Regions from separate parts of the Homo sapiens genome. Here all the other regions are linked to region 3. Evidence: read pairs that join two places in POLR2A ChIA-PET (ENCODE). Cell type or tissue: PC-9. All regions are shown on one strand. Region 1 has its middle 2.3 kb from the start of LINC01900. Region 2 has its middle 19 kb from the start of RMC1. Region 3 overlaps RBBP8 (RB binding protein 8, endonuclease).

The links. Peaks named below come from ENCODE experiments on the same cell type or tissue, not always from the same donor. Only the 100,000 strongest peaks of a DNase experiment are listed, where the experiment ranks them.
Region 1: POLR2A ChIA-PET joins it to region 3 with 6 read pairs; 2 of 35 experiments call an interaction of 5 or more read pairs at or near these places.
Region 2: POLR2A ChIA-PET joins it to region 3 with 7 read pairs; 3 of 35 experiments call an interaction of 5 or more read pairs at or near these places.

Annotation. Positions count from the first base shown.
Region 1 is chr18:21,977,582-21,980,081 of GRCh38, forward strand. No RefSeq gene overlaps it. Among named protein-coding and RNA genes, the nearest start is that of LINC01900, 2.3 kb to the right of the region's middle. In PC-9, no CTCF peak of the experiment used is centred here; no DNase peak of the experiment used is centred here.
Region 2 is chr18:23,483,580-23,486,079 of GRCh38, forward strand. No RefSeq gene overlaps it. Among named protein-coding and RNA genes, the nearest start is that of RMC1, 19 kb to the right of the region's middle. In PC-9, no CTCF peak of the experiment used is centred here; no DNase peak of the experiment used is centred here.
Region 3 is chr18:22,977,089-22,979,588 of GRCh38, forward strand. All of the region lies in intron 6 of RBBP8 (RB binding protein 8, endonuclease), which reads left to right. Among named protein-coding and RNA genes, the nearest start is that of RBBP8-AS1, 45 kb to the left of the region's middle. In PC-9, no CTCF peak of the experiment used is centred here; a DNase peak (open chromatin) is centred at 1,523; H3K27ac peaks cover 2,116 bases.

The DNA of each region.
Region 1 (2,500 bases), 1.0 Mb before region 3:
GCTGGGATTACAGGCATGAGCCACTGCACCCAGCCTTTTTTTTTTTTTTTTTTTTTTTTTTTGAGACAGGGTCTTGCCCTATTGCTCAGGCTGGAATGCAGTGGCGTGATCATGGCTCACTGCAGCCTTGACCTCCCTAGCTGAACCCATCCTCCCACCTCAGCTTCCCAATTAGCTGGGACTACAGATGTGAACCGCCATGCCGGGCTAATTTTTGTATTTTTTGTAAAGACGGGGTTTCACCATGTTGCCCAGGCTGGTCTCCAATTCCTGGGCTCAAGCGATCCTTCTGCCTCGGCATCCTGGCATCACACCTGTAATACCAGGTGTGAGCCACCGAGCGTGGCCCCAGATGAAATTAATTTGACTAATATATTTTATTTAATCGAATGCATCCAGTATACTATCATTTTAACATGTAATCAATATAAAATTATTACTGAGATAGTTTACATTTTTTTCATACTAAATCATTGAAACCATTGGTGTGCATTATTCATAATAGCACATCTCAATTCGGGCCAGCCTCATTTCAAGTGCTCATGAGCACTGTGGCTGGTGGCTACAGAGCAGGTGTGCAACACGCTAGGTGTACTGCCTGAATTTCAGTGCACACTTAATGAATGCTAGCTGTCATAAATTTTCTCCCTTTGCTCATGCTGTTACACATCCTCCTCCTTCTCTGTTGAAGTCTTGCTCCTACCTCGAGATTTGGCCAACTGGCCACATCCCCAAAGCCTTCTCCACACATCGCATCAGAACAGATCCCCTCCTCCTTTTTCTGGTTCCTCAATGCCTATTTCTATGGTAGATATTTTGTCTACCTTCATAGAATTTAAGCTCCTAAAGAGTTATAACCCATTTTTGATTCTTTATACCCTGGGTCCTAACTCAATGCCCGGCCCATGGGAGGGGTGGAGTATGTGTCATGTGAATGCATAGAGGGATAGGAGAATTGCTTGGGTGGCAGGGAGGGCGGTTGTGGGCTGCTGGTTTTCTTTTTGTTATTTAATTTTTACATACTGGTGGGCAGAGCCAGCTCCCTCTTTCCCTCTTCCAACTTCCTCTCAAGGTCATTTCCCCAAGCTGGGCCTTGCCACAGAAAAGCCATGATAAGAAAAGCAAATGTCTTCGTTAAACAGTGGCCCCAAGGGAAATCACGAAATGTAAGCAGGGGCACCCAAAGGCACAAACAACACCTTTCACGCGCTCTCTTACTTAGATGTTCTAAACCTTTGTGAAGTGGAAAGAGAAACTGCCCAACCTCCATTTCTTACAGAGATTTGAGCCCGGGAGGGAGAAGGCCCAGGAGATGAGGGTGCAGGAGAAAGGGGCATGTTCTCTGTGAGGTTCTCTCCGTGGAGCAGCCTGTCTGCTCCGGGTGGGGTGGGGGGTCACCGGCACAGGAGGGGCCATGTCACAGGGCAGCTGGGGGTTCCGGAGCAGGGCCGCTGTGTCCGTGGCTCACATTCTTTTATCACTGCTCTTTAGCCCAATTCTCAGTGTCTGTTTTCCTCCTGGTTTCTGCCCCTGAGAGTGAAGTTGGGGGCAGGGAGGGATACTGAGGCATTTTTAAACCCCGGGCTCATCTTTCACCTTTTGTCAAAGCTGTGCGTCAAGTTTGGGGGGCCCCAGCCCTAGTGCATCCCTGTCTCCTGTAACTTTAAGGAACTGCGGAGTTGCTGCGTTTGATGTGTCTTAACTTTTAACACAAAGCACACCAGGGCTGGTTAATGATCATGAACTGTCATGGCAGCCACTCTGCAAAGGTGACATTGATGGATGGAGCCTGCAGCTTTGAGGGAGGCGGGTGGGTGCAGGGGCAGAAGGTTTATTTAAGCCAAGGCTGATAATAGAGGGGCCTTGTGAGTCACTGACCAGCAGGACTTTAATGGGATAAAGAGAAGGGGAGAGTCCCCTTTCTGCACTGCCCTCTGAAGGGGTAGTTCTCATTCTCCTCATCTTGTCTACCAAATAAAAGCATTCCTTGAAGGTTCAGATCTATTTAAAATCTTCTGCTAAGAGGAGGAAAAAAAGCCCACCTCTGTAATCAACCTTGTCATCTTTCTTGGTTTGGCCTCATTTATTTAGAAGTTCATGTTTACCTTACTTAGCCATTTGAAAAAGGCATTCTTAAAGACATTATGTAGGGAGGGTCTAAGTAAGAATGAATTCAATCTTCCAAACAGCCATAATCCCCTTGGGATTACCAATGAAATGTGAATAGGAGTACAATTGGGGTTCCTTAAGTGACTGTATTTTTCAAAAAAAAAAAAAAAAAATTCAGGCTGCATGTGGTGGCTCACACTTATAATCCAAACACTTTGGGAGGCTGAGGTGGGAGGATCACTTGAGGCCAGAAGTTCGAGACCAGACTGGACAATATAGTGAGACCTTGTTTCTACAAAAAATTATCCAGGATTAGTGGCACATGGCTGTAGTCCTACCTTTTCAGGAGGCTGAGGCAGGAGGATTCCTTGAGCCCAGGGGTTTGAGGCTG
Region 2 (2,500 bases), 510 kb after region 3:
GGCTGAGGCAGGAGGATTCTTAGAGCTCAGGAGATCAAGCCTGCAGTGAGCTATGGTCACACGACTACACTCCAGCCTGGGTGATAGATAAAGACTTGGTCTCAAATAAATTAATAAAATGAAAATATATAAAATACGGAAATAGGGATATTTTGTCTCACATTAAGTTATCAAAATAAGGATGACTAGATAACTTTTATTTCAACAAGATAATTACCAGTTTTCTTTTCATAAAAATTAGTTTTTCTTGCTTACAAAAGTAAGTCATTTATTTGAATTTAAATATTGTAGGAATTCAGAAATGTTCAAGTAAAAGTCCCTCGGCCAGGCGCAGTGGCTCAGGCCTGTAATCCCAGCACTTTGGGAAGCCGAGGTGGGCAGGTCACCTGAGGTCAGGAGTTTGAGACCAGTCTGGCCAACATGGTGAATTCCTGTCTCTACTAAAAATACAAAAATTAGCCGGGTGTGGTGGCACATGCCTGTAATCCCAGCTACTTGGGAGGCTAAGGCAGGAGAATCACTTGAACCCAGGAGGCAGAGGAGCTGAGATGGTGCCACTGCACTCCAGCCTGGGCAACAGAGCAAGACTCTGTCTCAGAAAAAAAAGTAAAAGTCCTTCATATTCCAAAGACCATTGTTTATAGTGTGGCATACATCCCTGCAATTTTTTTCCCCTCAGCATATGGTATTTCCTTTTTTAAAAAACCTTTGAACAAAAAGCAGGATGAAGCGAGGCAGCTGATGGGGAAATGTTGAGCACGGGAGACTCTAAGGAAGATGAAGACAATAGGCCCTAAGATGTGTTAGGAGTACATTTCTTACTGCTCATTTGGGCTCCGGGCATCAGAAGAGATTGTTTTCTGCACCTTTTGAAATTCCAAGCTCTATAGGAGCAGAGAAAAGCTCATCTGATTATATTTTCAAACCTTGATCCTTAGGTTTTTGAAGACAATATTTTTCTATTGGATTTTTGTCAGGATTACATAAAAATAAGTTATCAAAGTGTGTTTTATACTTGGAGACATCAGTTTACTAATTTGAAAGCCTCTTGTTTTTATTCTTTTCCGATTTGTTTCCAGTGTAAAAATAATACAAGGTTGCATTTGGAACAGCATTACTTTTACCATCCTAAGCTTTCCAACTTTCTCCCAGACTTGGCTAGCTTTTTGAGGAGTTAAGATCAAATTCGGTAGATAAGAAAGTGGCAGATGGAGGGGTGGGGAAGGTGGGGTATTCATTACAGAATACATGAGTGAGCTACTACAGATAGCTCTATAAACTTGAGGGAAAAAAATCTGCCACAGGTCTCGGCAGCTTGGGTGGTGGGAGGAGCGGCAGCAGCTGGTGAGCCCAGCTTCCAGAAGGCTCTGGTTTCGCCATTGCCCGTAGGCACCCGGCAGGCCCCCTCCCCACCACCAACATGCCCAGGAGGAAGGTCAGCTCAGTCAAGAGGGCTGTGAAGGAAAAGCCCAGGAGGAGATGGGCACAGTTGTCCCCTAACCCTGCTCCTGCAAAAGTAGAAACGAAGCCAAAAAAGAAGGCAGCAGGAAAGGACAAACCTTCAGACCTAAAAGTGCACACAAAAGGGAAAGGGGGAGCAAAGGGAAAACAGGCTGAAGCTTGAGTCCCTGCCCACCTCCATTCCTATCTTGTCTAGCATGTTTAATTGGCAATAAGTTTTTTTGACTCTAAGTCTCTTGGCCATAGGGGTCCCACTAGGGGACATGAAGGACCCAGGGCCTGTAGCATGCCACCCCAGCATCAATATGGGCCAGAATGAAAGCTTGGCCATCAACACTGCCTCTGGGATGCGTTGACAAAAAAAGAGAAAATATAAACTAAAAAAAAAAAAAAAAAAAAAAAATTAGAAGCCCCCAACAGAATGGATCTCTCTCTTGGCCAAAGGGAATCCAAACAACAACCGAAACAGCCTGAAAACCTAGTTCAGGTCATGACAGGAAGCTGGGAGTCAGTCACGCCTCGCCATACCTTCCCCCACTTTGGAATTCAGGCACAGCTGACCAAGCAAAAGGGCTTCACACCTTTGGAAAGGAAAACCTTTTGGCCGATTCCAAAGGGAATGCGTTAAGGCTGCTCTACTTTCTGTTACCTGGTTTTACCACTTTTAGGCCCATTAATGGTGATCTTATTGTTAGTATTTGGCCCATTGGGCCGAGCATGATGGCTCACACCTGTAATCCCAGCACTTTGGGAGGCTGAGGCGGGCAGATCATGAGGTCAAGAGATTGGGACCATCCTGGCCAATATGGTGAAACCCTGTCTCTACTAAAAATACAAAAATTGGCTGGGCATGGTGGCACGCGCCTGTAGTCCCAGGTACTCAGGAGGCTGAGGCAGGAGAATTGCTTGAACCTGGGAGGCGGAGGTTGCAGTGAGCCGAGATCACACCACTGCACTCCAGCCTGGTGACAGAGTGAGACTCTGTCTCAAAAAATAAATAAAATAATAATAATAAAAATATTTGGCCCATGCGTATTCA
Region 3 (2,500 bases):
TGATCTGATTGTGTCTTTTATTCTCTTCTGAAATATAAGATAGTTGTGATTCTCATGAACCAACTTCTTCTGTAGCTTGGTCGCAAAGAAATTGCATTTTGCTCAGCAGTTTTGTTTTGTTTTGTTTTGTTTTTAAAAAAGCAAGTATCATCTTGTAAAGGCAACCTAATTTTCTCTGATCACCTAAACCACTGTCATATTATGCTATTTGTGCCTGAAATTTCCCTGAACTTTAGAAGAAAATATTATTTGACTTCTGCTTGTTAAATGCAGTAACTCTAACTCTTCTGAGCTAGTTTTGATGTTACAAGATGGCTTATATGATAGGGCAGTTATTAGTGACACCAAAATTATTCAGTAAAATTTTGCCACTATAAAGTTAAAAATGTGTATAAAGCTAGGTATTGAGGTCATCATTCTTTTCGTTTTAGAAAATAGATGTGATGGGTCAGTGAAAGTCAAGGGAGTCTATACACGTAAGAGTTCAAAGGACTGTAGAACTCATTGCATTCAACCCTCTTCTAAATTGAATTCCTTATACAGCTTCTTTAACAAATAGCTATTGTTTGAACACGTCTAGTAGAAGTTTACTGTTTCCCAAGCCTATTTAAATTTAGTGAGACAAAATTATTAGAAAATTCTAAGTTTATAGAAATTACACTGCTTATAAGTTATATTTCTTGATTATGACTGCCTTCCAGGACCATCTTAAGCAAGTCTCTTCTCCTGTGCTACTTGACGACTCTTTTGATACATGAAGACAGCTATCATGGCCCTCCTGAGTCTTGTTTTCTCTAGAGTAAATATCCTCTGTTCATTAACTGTGGCATTAAATATCCTCTGTTCATTCATGTGGCATTACTTCAACTCTTCAAACTGTGAATTTTTAAAAATGTTTTAGTTCGTCAATATCTGAATTAAGAAATCAATATTCTAGGTATAGCCTGATCAGTGGAGCAGTACTGCCACCTCCCCTACAATGGCTATAATGTTACTTCGTTAAGTTTAAATTATGTTTTAACTGGAAATGTAAGTTCTTCAGAGTAGAAAAGGAAAAAAGCTGAATATTTAAAACTTTTTTACAGACTCATGAAGGGAAACCCCAGATCCATAATTATAGGTCTTTAGGGAAGAAACCAACTAAAACAGTTTTGACAGGAGTTTAAGAGGGAGCAGAGGTCCATAAATCAAACAGCTCAAGCCATCAGAAGGAAAAGTGAAAGGAGGACAAGTGTGCATAATTAATTTAACCAAAAGCTGTGACGTGAACTCTTTCTCTCAGAAAATCAGTGAGACTAGTGTTTTAAAGGATGAACTTGGTTAACATATGGAGTTTTGTTTTTTCCTTTTATGACAAAGGAAGACAAAGCCAGCACTCATTTACTTAGTTTGGGCACCTCTAGTTAGAGCTAGTTTTGTTTGTTTTTTTGTTTTTTCCTTTTGTGATCCCAGCTTCTTCCACATTGACTCTGCCAGGAAATCAATTGCTTCTCGTGACTCATTCATGTTTCAGGTGGAATTTTTATGACTAATAGGCAAGCAGGCTGTGACGTGATTAGTTAAAGCTAGGTCAGATAGATTTCACACTCCATTAATTTATAAGCCTTTCTCATATGACTTTAACTTACTGTTTTTCCAGAATAAGAAAATTACAGGAAGAGATTAAAAAATTAGATATCAGATCTATTGCACAGAATGGTGACTTAATAATGATTGTATATTTCAGAACTGCCAAGTAGATTTTAAATGTTTTTACTACAAAAAAAAGATAAGTGTGTGAAGTGATAGATGTTAATTAGCTTGATTTAATCATTCTACACTGTAAACATGTATCAAAACATTTTGTTGAACCCAGTAAGTAGATACAATTATTATTTGTCAATTAAAAATAAAATTTGGCTGGGCACAGTGGCTCATGCCTGTAGTCTCAGCACTTTGGGAGGCCAAGGTGGGCAGATCACTTGAGGTGAGGAGTTTGAGACAGCCTGGGCAACATGGTAAAACCCTGTCTCCATTAAAAATACAAAAACTAGCCAGGTATGGTTGCACGCGCAGCTGTAGTCCCAGCTACTCGGGAGGCTGAGACACAAGAATCACTTGAACCTGGCAGAGGTTGCAGTGCGCTGAGATCGCACCACTGCACTCCAGCCTGGGCAACAGAAGGAGACTCCGTCTCAAAAACATAAAATAAAATTTTAAATAATTTTATGTTTATTTTATTTTATGTTTATGTTTATTTTATTTAAAATTTAAAAAATTTTAAATAATTAGACATTAGCTCTAAAGATTGTTCCTTGGTATAAAATGTAGGATTAAAGCCTACAAATAATATTGGTATCATTCAGGAAATTAAAGTGTAAATCTTTTTTGGGAAAAATTAGTCTTTGTCTTCCAATTAATGTTTCTTAAAAATCTCTGTTGGTCATAGTTCATACAGTTCTCACTATATAAGCTTTTATTTGGAAATAGTATTGCAAGTTGATACGAGTCTAATAGGACA